Linked DNA regions of Homo sapiens: regions 2 and 3 are each linked to region 1. A link is an interaction called in ENCODE POLR2A ChIA-PET data of the cell type or tissue named here. Cell type or tissue: GM12878. All regions are shown on one strand. Region 1 has its middle 4.3 kb from the start of IL12RB1. Region 2 overlaps PDE4C (phosphodiesterase 4C). Region 3 has its middle 2.6 kb from the start of PDE4C.

What was found. ChIA-PET counts read pairs that join two places held together with the same protein. Peaks named below come from ENCODE experiments on the same cell type or tissue, not always from the same donor. Only the 100,000 strongest peaks of a DNase experiment are listed, where the experiment ranks them.
Region 2: POLR2A ChIA-PET joins it to region 1 with 6 read pairs; 7 of 35 experiments call an interaction of 5 or more read pairs at or near these places.
Region 3: POLR2A ChIA-PET joins it to region 1 with 6 read pairs; 3 of 35 experiments call an interaction of 5 or more read pairs at or near these places.

What each region holds. Positions count from the first base shown.
Region 1 is chr19:18,089,201-18,093,200 of GRCh38, forward strand. It overlaps a transcript of IL12RB1 not described here. Among named protein-coding and RNA genes, the nearest start is that of IL12RB1, 4.3 kb to the left of the region's middle. In GM12878, no CTCF peak of the experiment used is centred here; DNase peaks (open chromatin) are centred at 42 and 2,181; H3K4me3 peaks cover 976 bases; H3K27ac peaks cover 2,754 bases.
Region 2 is chr19:18,216,647-18,220,646 of GRCh38, forward strand. PDE4C (phosphodiesterase 4C) reads right to left here. Exons shown (of 15, transcript NM_001098818.4): 6 at 3,757-3,869; 7 at 3,580-3,673; 8 at 2,588-2,751; 9 at 2,294-2,392; 10 at 1,688-1,852; 11 at 1,503-1,602; 12 at 95-249. Among named protein-coding and RNA genes, the nearest start is that of PDE4C, 7.8 kb to the right of the region's middle. RefSeq lists an enhancer at 2,643-3,842. In GM12878, no CTCF peak of the experiment used is centred here; no DNase peak of the experiment used is centred here.
Region 3 is chr19:18,227,067-18,231,066 of GRCh38, forward strand. It overlaps a transcript of PDE4C not described here. Among named protein-coding and RNA genes, the nearest start is that of PDE4C, 2.6 kb to the left of the region's middle. In GM12878, a CTCF peak has its summit at 2,560; no DNase peak of the experiment used is centred here; H3K27me3 peaks cover 182 bases.

The DNA of each region.
Region 1 (4,000 bases):
GGAGTGAGAAGTGACTGCTGATGTATGCGGGGTTTCCTTTTGGGGTGATGCAAATGTTCTGGAACCAGATAGAGGTGGTGGTTGCACAACACTGAATGTGCTAAATGTCACTGAATCGTTTGCTTTAAAATGATGAATTTCCGGCCCGGGCGCGGTGGCTCACTCCTGCAATCCCAGCACTTGGGAGGCCGAGCCAGGTGGATCATTTGAGGTCAGGAGTTCGAGACCAGCCTGGACAACACAGTGAAACCCAGTCTCTACTAAAAATACAAAAATTAGCTGGGCGTGATGGCATGCACCTGTAATCCCAGCTACTCAGGAGGCTGAGGCAGGAGAATCGCTTGAACCCGGGAGGCAGAGGTTGCAGTGAGCCGAGATCACACCACTGCACTCCCACCTGGGTGAGAGAGTGAGACTATGTCTCAAAAAAAAAAAAAAAGATGAATTTTAGGTTACGTGAGATGCATCTACAGAAAAAAGAAATATTCTTAGAGTCCAGGGGCACTGAGGAGGGAGAAGGAGAGGGTCTCTCCTGGGGATGAGCATCTGTGGAAACTGAGGCCCAAGTGGCCAGGGTTGTGCAATGCGGTTCAGCTTCCTGGGAGGAGGTCCCTCCTTCAAGAAGCCTGGCTCCGAGGGGCAGCTGAGCTGGCCAGGGTCAGGCGCCCAGCAGGCTATGAGGTCAGTGAGTTAGGGACAAAGACTCAGTGTCCTGGGCCTGGCACAGTGGGGACGGGGGCCCTGTGACCCCATACAGGACAGCCTTCTCTGGCCCCGGGGCCCAGGCCAGGGTCAGCTGGGGGATGGATGTGTGAGGCCTGGGGGAGGGGCAGAGACAGAGAAAGGGACAGAGATAGAGAGATACATAAAGATGGAGGAGGCCAGGCAGGGTGGATTATGCCTGTAATCCAGCACTTTGTGAGGCCAAGGCAGGAGGATTGCTGTAGGCTAGGAGTTCAAGAGCAGCCTGGGCAACATGGTGAGACTCCATCTCTACAAAAAATAATTTGCTGGGCATGGTGGCAGGTGCCTGTAGTCCCAGCTACCTGGGAGGCTGAGGCTTAAGCCAGGGAGGTCGAGACTGCAGTGAGCTCTAATTGCGCCACTGCACTCCAGCCTGGGCCACAGAGCAAGACCCTGCTCAAAAAATAACAAGAAAGGTGGAGGAAATAGGTAGAGATCAGAGGAAAGTCATGGCCCCCTCCTGACCATCCTGAGACCCTCCCAACTCCACCAATTCCTGGAGAGTCCCTCACTTGCCTTATTTCACAGATTGGGAAACTGAGTCCAGGGGCACTCAGACCACCTGAGGCCCCAGCTGGAGATGAAGAGATGGATTCAAACCACCCCTTGTGGAGTATAGTTTTGCCCCTTCCAGAGTGGAGACCGTGCCTCAGGGCTTCCCCCACCCGCACCAAGGTTGGCCCTCTCAGGCCTCATCTTTCCCACCTGCAAAATGGGCTTTTGTGAGTATGAAGGAGGGCTTGGCTTGCAGTGAGCGCTGTCCACCCGCTGGCCAGTGTGATTAGTCATTGTTGTTGTTCCCCAGTGGCCTCTGCCTGGCAGCTGCTGGAAAAACATCGAGGGAGGGAGATACAGGGCTGGGGAGGTGAAAAGCTGGACACAGACGCCCCTAGCCCCTTGGGATCAGGAACAGATGGAGGCCGGGTGCCCTGAAGTGGAGCAGGGAGGACTGCCTGGAGGAGGGACACTTGAGCTAGAATGTATAGAATTACAGGGCATCTCCGGCAGAGGCCACAGCAGAGGCAAAAGTCCAGAGGAGGTGCTTTGGGGACCACCAAGATGGACACAGTGGGTCTGGGTTTCTGTGGGGTGATGGGCTGGGGCCTCGAGCGCCAGGCTAAAGGGCCTGGCTTTCTCCGAGGGCGGTAGGGAGCCATGGCAGGTGTGTGAGCTGGAGGGGTACCCCAGACAAAGGTGAAGTGGTATTTCTCCCCTTATTGAAGTCACAACCTGACACTCCCTCTGAAGTTCCCCACATCCCACCTTCCCCTTGCCACATCTTGGCAAGCCCACCTCCTTCCCTCCGTCTCTAGGCCTGCCAAGAGGCCCTGTGGGCCCCTTATGGCCCCACCCAGCTGCCCCAGAAGCTCGTCTGAGATAAGTTCCCAGGGCTGCCCCACTTTCAGGTGCCCCACAGACTCGGGGGCGGGTGAAGCAGGAAGGATCGAGTCACGAGGGCCCCAGAAAACATGACGGGAGGAACCACAGCACTTCCCCACCTCCTCAGCTTCCGCCTTCTCAGGGAGAGAGACCTTCAGCCCGAGGAGGAGGGCCGAGCTTCCCTCCATGTGGCAAGAGACCCTAACGTCGCTGAGGATCATCTAAAGAGGGTGTTGAAGGATGCATAGGAGTTAGCCAGGAGACAACCCATTTGTTAATTTAACAAACTCATAGGCATCACTCATCAACAAGAACAATTTTCATCATTCAATCAGGACTTTCTAATGCCTCTGAGGGATCATTTGAGGATGTTTAATTATTATTTTTATTTGAGACAGGGTCTCACTCTGTTACCCAGGCTGGAGTGCAGTGACACAATCATAGCTCACTGCAGCCTCAACCTCCCAGTTTCAAGCTATCCTTCTACCTCAGCCTCTGATATAGCTGAGACACAGGCCAATGCCACCATGATGCCTGGCTTTTCTTTTTTTTTTTTTTTTTTTTACTTTTGAGACAGAGTCTTGCTCAGTCACCCAGGCTGGAGTGCAGTGGTGCGATTTCAGCTCACTATAACCTCCGCCTCCTGAGTTTAAGCAATTCTCCTGCCTCAGCCTCCTGAGTAGCTGGGATTACAGACATGCACCACCACACCCAGCTAATTTTTGTATTTGTAGTAGAGATGGGGTTTCACCATGTTGTCCAGGCTGGTCTCAAATGCCTGACCTTAAGTGATCTGCTGGCCTCGGCCTCCCAAAGGGCTGGGATTACCGGCGTAAGCCACCGCCCCTCGACCATCCAGCTTTTTTTTTTTTTTTTTCAGTTTTTGGTAGAAATGTGGTCTCATGCCTGTATCCCAGCACTTTGGGAAGGCCGAGGTGGGCAGATCACTTGAGGTCAGGAATTCGAGACTAGCCTGACCAACATGGAGAAACCCCGTCTCTACTAAAAATACAAAATTAGCCGGGCATGGTGGCTCCTGTCTGTAATCCCAGCTACTTGGGAGGCTGAGGCAAGAGAATCACTTGAACCTGGTAAGCGGGGTTTGCGGTGAGCCAAGATCGTGCCATTGCACTCCAGCCTGGGCAACAAGAGTGAAATTCTGTCTCAAAAAAATAAAATAAAATAAAAATACAAAATTAGCCAGGCATGGTGGCACGCGCCTGTAATCCTAGCTACTCAGGAGGCTGAGGCAGGAGAATCGCTTGAACCTGGTAGGCGGAGGTTGCAGTGAGCTGAGATTGTGCCACTGCACCCCAGCCTAGGAGACAAGAGCAAAACTCTGTCTGAAAAAAAAAAAAAAAAAGAAATGTGGTCTCACTATGTTGCCTAGGCTGGTCTCAAACTCCTGGTCTCAAGGGATCCTCCCACCTCAGCCTCCCAAAGTGCTGGGATTACAGGCATGAGCCACCGCTCCCAAACAGATTAGAGGATGTTTTAAGGAAGACTCAGGAGGTTACCAAGAAAAAAGTTCATTCAACCACCACACTTCCTGATGTCCCTTATAGAGACATGTGAGGAGAGTTTTGATGGGTACATAGAAGCTCACAAGAATAAAATGTATTTGTTCATTCAATACAAGGTCCTCTGATACTTCTCAAAGAGAATTTGAAGTGGATTTTGAAGAATATATAGATGTTAGGCCGGGCACAGTGGCTCATGCCTGTAATCCTAGCACTTTGGGAGGCTGAGGTGGGTGGATCGCCTGAGGTCAGGAGTTTGAGACCAGCCTGGCAAACATGGTGAAACCCTGTCTCCACTAAAAATACAAAGATTAGCCGGGTGTGGTGGCAGGTGCCTGTAATTCCAGCTACTCGGG
Region 2 (4,000 bases), 130 kb after region 1:
CCATGCCAATATCACCCCACCCTGCTGTCTGCAGATGAGAAGGATGCCCCGCTCCCCTCTGCCCCTCCCGCCCCGCTTACTGCCCTGGCCTCACCATGTCAATGACCATCCTGCGCAGACTCAGTCGCTGCTTGGCGCTGAGGTTCTGGAAGATATCGCAGTTCTCTGCCTGCAGCAGCTTGAAGCCCACAGCCAGGTGATGGTTCTCCAGCACCGAGGCGTCGTTGTACATAAGCGCCAGCTCTGAGTCTGTGAGGGTATGGGACTGAGAGCCCCAAGATCCACCCGCCCCACCCACTCTACCCAAAAGCAGCTTTTGGAAATCCTTAGCAAACTCCTACCCATGCGTTGAAGGCCCAACTCTAGCATGCCCTCCTGTAAGAAACCATCCAGGTCCCTGGCGCTTCCCTGACTGCAGGGCTAGGGTTGTCTGTGTTTGGCTCTGCCTACCCAAGACTGGGAAGGCTCCTCATGGACCCCCTATGGCCAGTGACAGTGAGTACTCAGTAATGTTTTTTTTTTTTCTTTTTCTTTTTTAGAGACAGGGTCTTGCTGTCACCCAGGCTGGAGTGCAGTGGTGCAATCACGGTTCCCTGCAGCCTCAACCTCCTGGCCTCAAGTGATCCTCCCATCTCAGCCTCCTGAGTAGTTGGGATTACAGGTGTGTGCCACCACCCTTGACTAATTTTTGTTATTTTTTTGAGAGACAGGGTCTCACTGTATTGCCCAGGCTGGTCTCGAACTCCTGGCTTCAAGCAATCCTCCCACTTCGGCCTCCCACAATGTTGGGATTACAGGTGTGAGCCATGGCACCCAGTCTCTGGACTCTAGGTCCTTTTGAGTGAGGGGCCTCCACTCTCACCCCCAGCACTCCAGGGCTTGTACACAAAAGGTGCCCAATAATTGCCTGTCAACTGAGTTTTTCAGATTCCTCATAGGATCCTAAACTTTAAGATCTTGGTGGAACTGTCTGGGCGCGGTGGCTCGTGCCTGTAATCCCAGCACTTTGGGAGGCTGAGGCAGACAGATCGCTTGAGGCCAGGAGTTTGAGACCAGCCTGGGTAACAGAGCGAAACCCTGTCTCTACGAAAAATACAAAAATTAGCCAGGCATGGTAGTGTGTGCCTGTAATCCCAGCTACTCGGGAGGCTGAGGCTAGACAATCGCTTGAACCTGGGAGGTAGAGGTTGCAGTGAGCCGAAATCGCGCCACTGCACTCCAGCCTGGGTGACAGAGCAAGACACTGTCTTTAAAAATAAATAAATAAAGGTCTTGGTGGAACCAGATCAGCTCTGCCACAGCTCATTATTCTGTCATTTGTTGGCACCTACTGTGTACCCAGACCTGCTCCAAGACCCTGAAGGGAGGGAAAACTGTCATAGTCATTTCATAGACAGGGAGACTGGGCTCAGGGCAGATGGGAACCCCCTGAGATCACCTGGTGGACAGGGTGGAGGCAGGGTCCACCTCTTCTCCTGCACCCACTTCCCACTCCTACTTACTGGTGTTAATCAGAAACTGGTTGGAGACCCCAGGATGGTCCACGTCGTGGATGGCGCTTGCAAAGAGGGCAGCCAGGATTTCCAAGTCTGTGAACACAGCCTGAGCAGGCAGAGGGCACAGGCGGTGAGGGGCGGGTTCTCTGGGCCCTGCACCCGCCCACCTGCCTGCAGTCATGGCGCAGTACCTCGAGGGCGGGCGTAGCCAGCAGCACATGCGTGGACTGGGCCACGTCGGCGGCATGTAGGCTGTTGTGGTAGGCCACATTGGCGTGGTAGTGACCTTCCAGCATCAGCAGGTAGGTGGCCAGTGTGTCTGCTGGGATCTGGAATGTCTTCAGCAGGTCCCGCTCCTGGTCCATCACAGACCCTGGCTCAGGGCCTTGGCCTTGGGGCTGCAGCACACGCTGTTCCTACCCCTCTCTTCTGAACTCCTATCTATGCCTCAAGCACCTGCTCCTCTGAGATGCCCTCTGTGCTCTCCTGAACTCCTCCACTCTGTGTTATTTGGTGGTCCATCCCTGACCCTACAGGACTGGGGGTGTCTCTGTCCAGCTCTTCTCTCCAGATTTCTCTCCTCTTCAGGGCCAGGGGCCGGGCCAGGGCTGAGGCTTCTGGACAACAAACTGTTCATCTGAGTGAACTCCTATTCATCCTTCAATACCCTGCTCAAATTATCCCCTTCAGAAATGTCAGGGAGGATTTGAAAAATGAGTGTCCCTGAGGTCTGTGGTAGGAAGCAGTGAGGGAAACCCCAGGAGTTTTTCCTTGGAAGCCAAGGGCAGGGTAGGTACCTGAAAAATGCTGAATATGATAGCTGTGAGGGGCCGGTTCCCACTTAGCTCCGCCACCTTGAACACATCAAGTCCCCACTTGTTGGTGTCTTCTAGCTCCTAAGATATGAAGGGCTGAAGCTTAATTAACCCCAGCCCAACTTCCCCAGACTCTAGAGCCTCCATCCTCCCACCCCAGGTTCCACAGTGAGCCCCAACTGCCCAGTATATAGGTGGGCAAACAGGCCCGAGATAGGGCATCCAGACAGAGCCAGGGACCAAACCTTGATCTTGGCATTGTGGTTGGGGACCCACCTTGGCCAGTTGCTCCTCCTGGTCAGTCTGGACCCCAAAGCGTGGGACAGTGGCTGAGGAGAGGCTGGCACTGTGGCAGAGCCCATGTAGGCCACTGATCCGGGACATGGGCTGTGGGGCCTCCTCAGCGGTCACCTTGGGCAGCTCCACCTCGGTCTGCTGGTCTGCGGATGGGCCAGGGTGAAGCTCAGAGAAGCCGATTTCACCTGCTGGGGCCTGGCCTCAGGACCTGAATTTTGCCAAACCCCAGAATCAACCTATTTCCCTTTCTACAGGAACCAAAGTAAGTTCGGAGTAAAGACCCTGTCGGCCGGACGCAGTGGCTCACGCCTGTAATCCCAGTGCTTTGGGAGGTCGAGGTGGGCAGATCACTTGAGGTCAGGAGTTCGAGACCAGTCTGAGCAATACGGTGAAACCCCATCGCTACTAAAAATACAAAAATTAGTCACGTATGGTGGCAGGCACCTGTAACCCCAGCTACTCAGGAGGCTGAGGTGGGAGAATTGCTTGAACCCAGGAGGCGGAGGTTGCAGTGGCTGAGATTGCACCACTGCACTCCCGCCTAGGCAACAAAGTGAAACTCTGTATCAAAAAAAAAAAAAAGATCCTGTCTTGCCTGTAGCTACCTACCCCTCTCCTCTGTTCACAGCTGATCTCAGTAAACCCTTCTGCTAGGCTTGGCCCCTGGGTGCCTGGGGCTCAGCATTTTCCCCCAAACAGCCTAATGTCCTTTCCGTCTCCCAAGCTAGTGTCTGGTTCCCTCCATCTCCTCCTAGGCAAATTTCTACTCATGCTTCAAAACCGTAGCTTTAATGTCCCCTGCTCCTGGAAGTTCCCCTTGTTCCTCCCTCTGATCCAGCCCTGACTCATGGGGGCTGAAGGTGTCTGTGTCTGGCTGTATCTCCCCCAGACTGAGGTCTATCATAGGAATCTTTCTTTTGTTTCTTAGTACTCCTAAAATGTCGTCCAGGCAGTGACTCAACAAAGCTCACCCAGGAAGGTCCGGGAGATGTACTCGGACACCTGGTTCCCGGAGCGGCTGGTTTCGGACAGGTGGGTCAACTCCCGGTTCAGGATCCGCTTGAACTGGGGCGGAGAGAAGGTGAAGACCGTGATGATGGGGCACCGTGGGCCGAGGCAGGTGAGCTCAGCGATCTGCCCCACCTCACCTTGTTGGAGGCCATCTCCCCCACCGAGTGCCGGGTCTGCAGCGTCTCCAACTGATCCAGGCACCAGTCCAGCTCGTCTAGCGTCTCCAATGCCAGCTTCTGCCCCGTGTCCTCTGGGAGCCGAGGCAGTCAGGGGCCTGCCCAACCCCCCCGCTCAGGGACCCCACGCCTCTCGCGACTTCGTCTCTTCATCTGGACCCTGAAACTGTTCCCACGGGGGCCACCCAGGACTCCTGGACCCAAG
Region 3 (4,000 bases), 140 kb after region 1:
CTTGCCTTCCATTATTGAGGGCATCACCGAGGTATAGAGTTTGCCAATGTCCGATCCCACGCAATGTTTCTAATCCTCCTCTGCCCATTTTCCAGATGGAGAAACTGAGGCCTAGTGCCATCAAACAGCGCACCAGAAACTACAAACCCTTAATCCTTTGCCAAGTGGGGAAACTGAGGCTTCCATGGACGCGGTCACGGGCATGGGTCTTTGTTGCAGAAAGCGAGACCCAAACTCAGGGCCCCCTCTCCCAGCACCCCTCCACGCAACTCCCCACGTGATCCCCCACCTGCTCTGACATTCCCCAGGCCCTGTCTCTGGATGCCTTCACCTCTCCTGCTGTCTCCTCCTAGACAAACATCCGCACATCACCTCTGCCAAGTCTTCTGTCCTGCGAAACCTCAGCCGCCCACCCCTGCCATCAGAGGGACCTCACTGTCCCAGGACTGGGGGGGGCCTCTGGTGTCTGGGAGGATTCCCAGAGTCTGTACCAGGTGCTCTACCCTCAGAATGCTGGAGTCAGGCTGGCCTTGTTCCACTTTACAGAAAAGGAAACCAAGGCTTAGCATGTGTCACACAAGGAGGAGGGACCTAGAAACAGCCATGTCACAGGCAGAGGCCCAGGGGACCTCCCAGCAACTGAGGCCTGACCGTGCCCCTTGCTGTGGAATGACCTCTGTCTCTCAGCCTGGGCCTTCCCCCCGGGGCGGCTGCCTCAGTCTTGGTGTCCCCAGACATGGTACCCATGTTTCTGGCAGTCCTGGAGAAGCCCATTGATCAGGGATCCCACAGGAGATCCTGAGGCAACCATGCTAAGGCCAGATACATGAGAGTCTCCCCATTCTACAGATGAGAAAACAGAGGCTCAGAGGAGGAGTCACACAGCCCAGAAAAACAGAGAGCCTCAGGTATCTGGCCAGGAAGCCCCCCTAACCCCCGCAGTCTTGCAACCAGACACCTGGCGGGAACCAGACCTCGCTGTCCCCAAGACAAAAATACCATCGTTGTCTGCTGGGGCCAGACCTAATTATAGCCATCCCTAGGGGACACATGCTGCTAGGATTGGCCTTGTGGGGACACTGGAGCCAAGGTCTCAGCAGTCTTGACACCACCTCCCCGCCACTGTGAGAGAAGTGACAATAGTTACATGTCCCCAAGGAGAAACCGAGGCACAGAGATTCAGCCCCTCCCCCAAAATCACAGACATAAAATAGGAGGCTAAGACTAAACAAAATTATGTAAACTGAGTGCTTCAAAAACATGCAGCACTCAGCCAACAGCAGTGAAGGGAAAAGTCATTGGATTTTCAGACGAAACCTACAAAGTGTGGACTACTATTCCCATTTCGAGGATGGGGCTACTGAGGCACAGAAAGGCACAGTCATTTGCCTAAGGACACACAGCCATAAGGTGCAAGACTGGGGTCATTTGAACCCGGACAGGTAGTGTTCTTCCCAGCCTGGGTCCTCCCGCACTGGATGCGTTAACTCATTTCATCCCCTCTGTAGTCCCAGGGGCGAGTCTCACATTAATATTTTATCAATAGGTTTACTATTAATGTTTCATCCATATATTTAATTTTAAATATTTTATTAACAGTTCTAACAGGAAGGTGTTAATTAATAGCTGTTCGGATGGAGAAAGAGTCACAGCAAGGGGTGGCCACAGAGCCAGGACTCAGCATTCACAGCCTGGCTCCTACCAGGCCCTGGGAGGCTCTCCAAGCCCCGCTGGGTAAGGGACAAAAGCTGAAAGAGGTTTGGACAGAAGCACCCCTACCCTGACTCCATCCCTGCATTACTGCATCTCCTGTAGAGGTGCCCAGTAGTCTCTGGTGCCTTTATTTATTTTATTTTATTTTATTTACATATTATTATTATTTTTTGAGAACAGAGTTTTGCTCCTGTTGCCCAGGCTGGAGTGCAATGGCACAATCTCGGCTCACTGAAACCTCCGCTTCCTGGGTTCAAGCAATTCTCCTGCCTCAGCCTCCCAAGTAGCTGGGATTACAGGCATGTGCCACCATGCCAAGCTAATTTTTTTTTTTTTTTTTTTTTGTATTTAGTAGAGACGAGGTTTCACTATATTGGTCAGGCTGGTCTCGAACTCCTGACTTCAGGTGATCACCTGCCTCAGCCTCCCAAAGTGCTGGGATTACAGGCGTGAGCCACTGTCCCTGGCCTTACTTTTTTGAGACACAGTTTCACTCTGTCGCCCAGGGTGGAGTGCAGTGGCGCAATCTTGGCTCACTGCAACCTCTGCCTCCTGGGTTCAAGTGATTCTCCTGCCTCAACCTCCCAAGTAGCTGGGATTACAGGCATCTGCCACCACGCCCAACTAATTTTGGTATTTTTAGTAGAGACGGGGTTTCACCATGTTGGCCAGGCTGGTCTTGAACTCCTGACCTCAGGTGATCCGTCTGCCTCAGTCTCCCAAAGTACTGGGATTACAGGTGTGAGCCACTGCGCCCATTCTGATGCCTTTAGCACAGCACTGCCTCAGTTTCCCTCATTTGAATGTTCCCTTCTCTGGGCAGGCACTTTTCTCCACTGCCACCAGGTGGCCCCAGAGAGATTTTTTTAAATGGGTGTTTTTGACCATTTTACAGATGAGTAAACTGAGACGTGGAGAGGGGAGATGACTTGCCCAAGTCCCCACGGAGGAGTCAAGCAGAATGAGCAGGGTGGGGGCCAGGTCACATGTGTAGATGTTCGCATGGGTCAAATCACACACTCCTTTGCTGCAGACCCTCCCATGGCCCCCCATTGCCCTCAGATCTGAATTCACACCTCCCAGAGGTCCCATGTGGCCCATCCCCACCTCACTTCTCTTGGCTTACACTGTTCCAGTCTCTCCCCACTCCTCACTGTTCTCTGAATCAGCCAGGCTTATTTCCACCCCATGGCCCTCACCTGAATGCTTGTCGCCTGCTGATGCTTTGTCTTTTGGGTTACAGTTAGAGTCACCTCCTCCGAGAAGCCCTCCCTGACTAGCCAGGTAAATGCCTCAGAGCACCCTCCAGCCATGGATACAACTTCACATTTATTGTCATGATTATTTGCCTGTGAGTCCCTGGAGAGCAAGGCCAGGTCTGCCATGTTCCCTGCTGTTCCCTCAGTACTTGGCACTTAGTAGATGCTCAATAAATGCTTGTAGCGGCTGGGTGTGGTGGCTCATGCCTGCAATCCCAGCACTCTGGGAGGCCACGGTATGTGGATCACTTGAGGTCAAGAGTTTGAGACCAGTCTGGCCAACATGGCAAAACTGTCTCTACTAAAAATACAAATATTAGCCAGGCATGGTGGTGGGCACCTGTAATCCCAGCTACTGGGGAGGCTGAGGTAGGGGAATCGCTTGAACCCAGGAGGCAGAGGTTGCAGTGAGACAAGATTGTGCCACTGCACCCGGCCTGGGCAACAGAGTGAGAGACTCCATCTAAAAAATAATAAATAAATAAATGCTTGTAGCATAAACAGAGAGCCTCTCCTTCCATCCTCAAGCCACACTGATCCATTTTCAGCTCCTCACATGCCTGATCCTCTTGAGTCTGAGGCTTTGCACATTCTGTTCCTTCTACTTAGAATACCCTTCTTGCACTCACCCTAGCTGACCTCTTTCCTCCTGCAGGCTAAGCTTAAATGTCACTTCTCCCAAGCAGTCCTCCCTGACTCCCACCCCACTGCTGGGTCTGGAGCCTCCTCTGGGCTTGTTCTCTGACCTTTCCCTATCAACCTGTGCCTTCTCCACCTGGTATGAGTGTCTCCACCATCAGCCTTAGGGGACACAGCTTCTTATCCATGGTTGCGTCTCCAACACAGGGCCTGCCACCCAGTAGGTGCTTAAATGCCTTCTCAACAAAATGCTTAGACCCTCCCATACCCCTGTGATCCATCTGGGGCTGTGGGGAAGCACATTCCCCCAACAGTTTCTAGGGCTGAGTAAAGAGCCACAAGCTGGGGACCCAGTGTGTACCAGGCTCAGGCACAGAATATTCACCTCT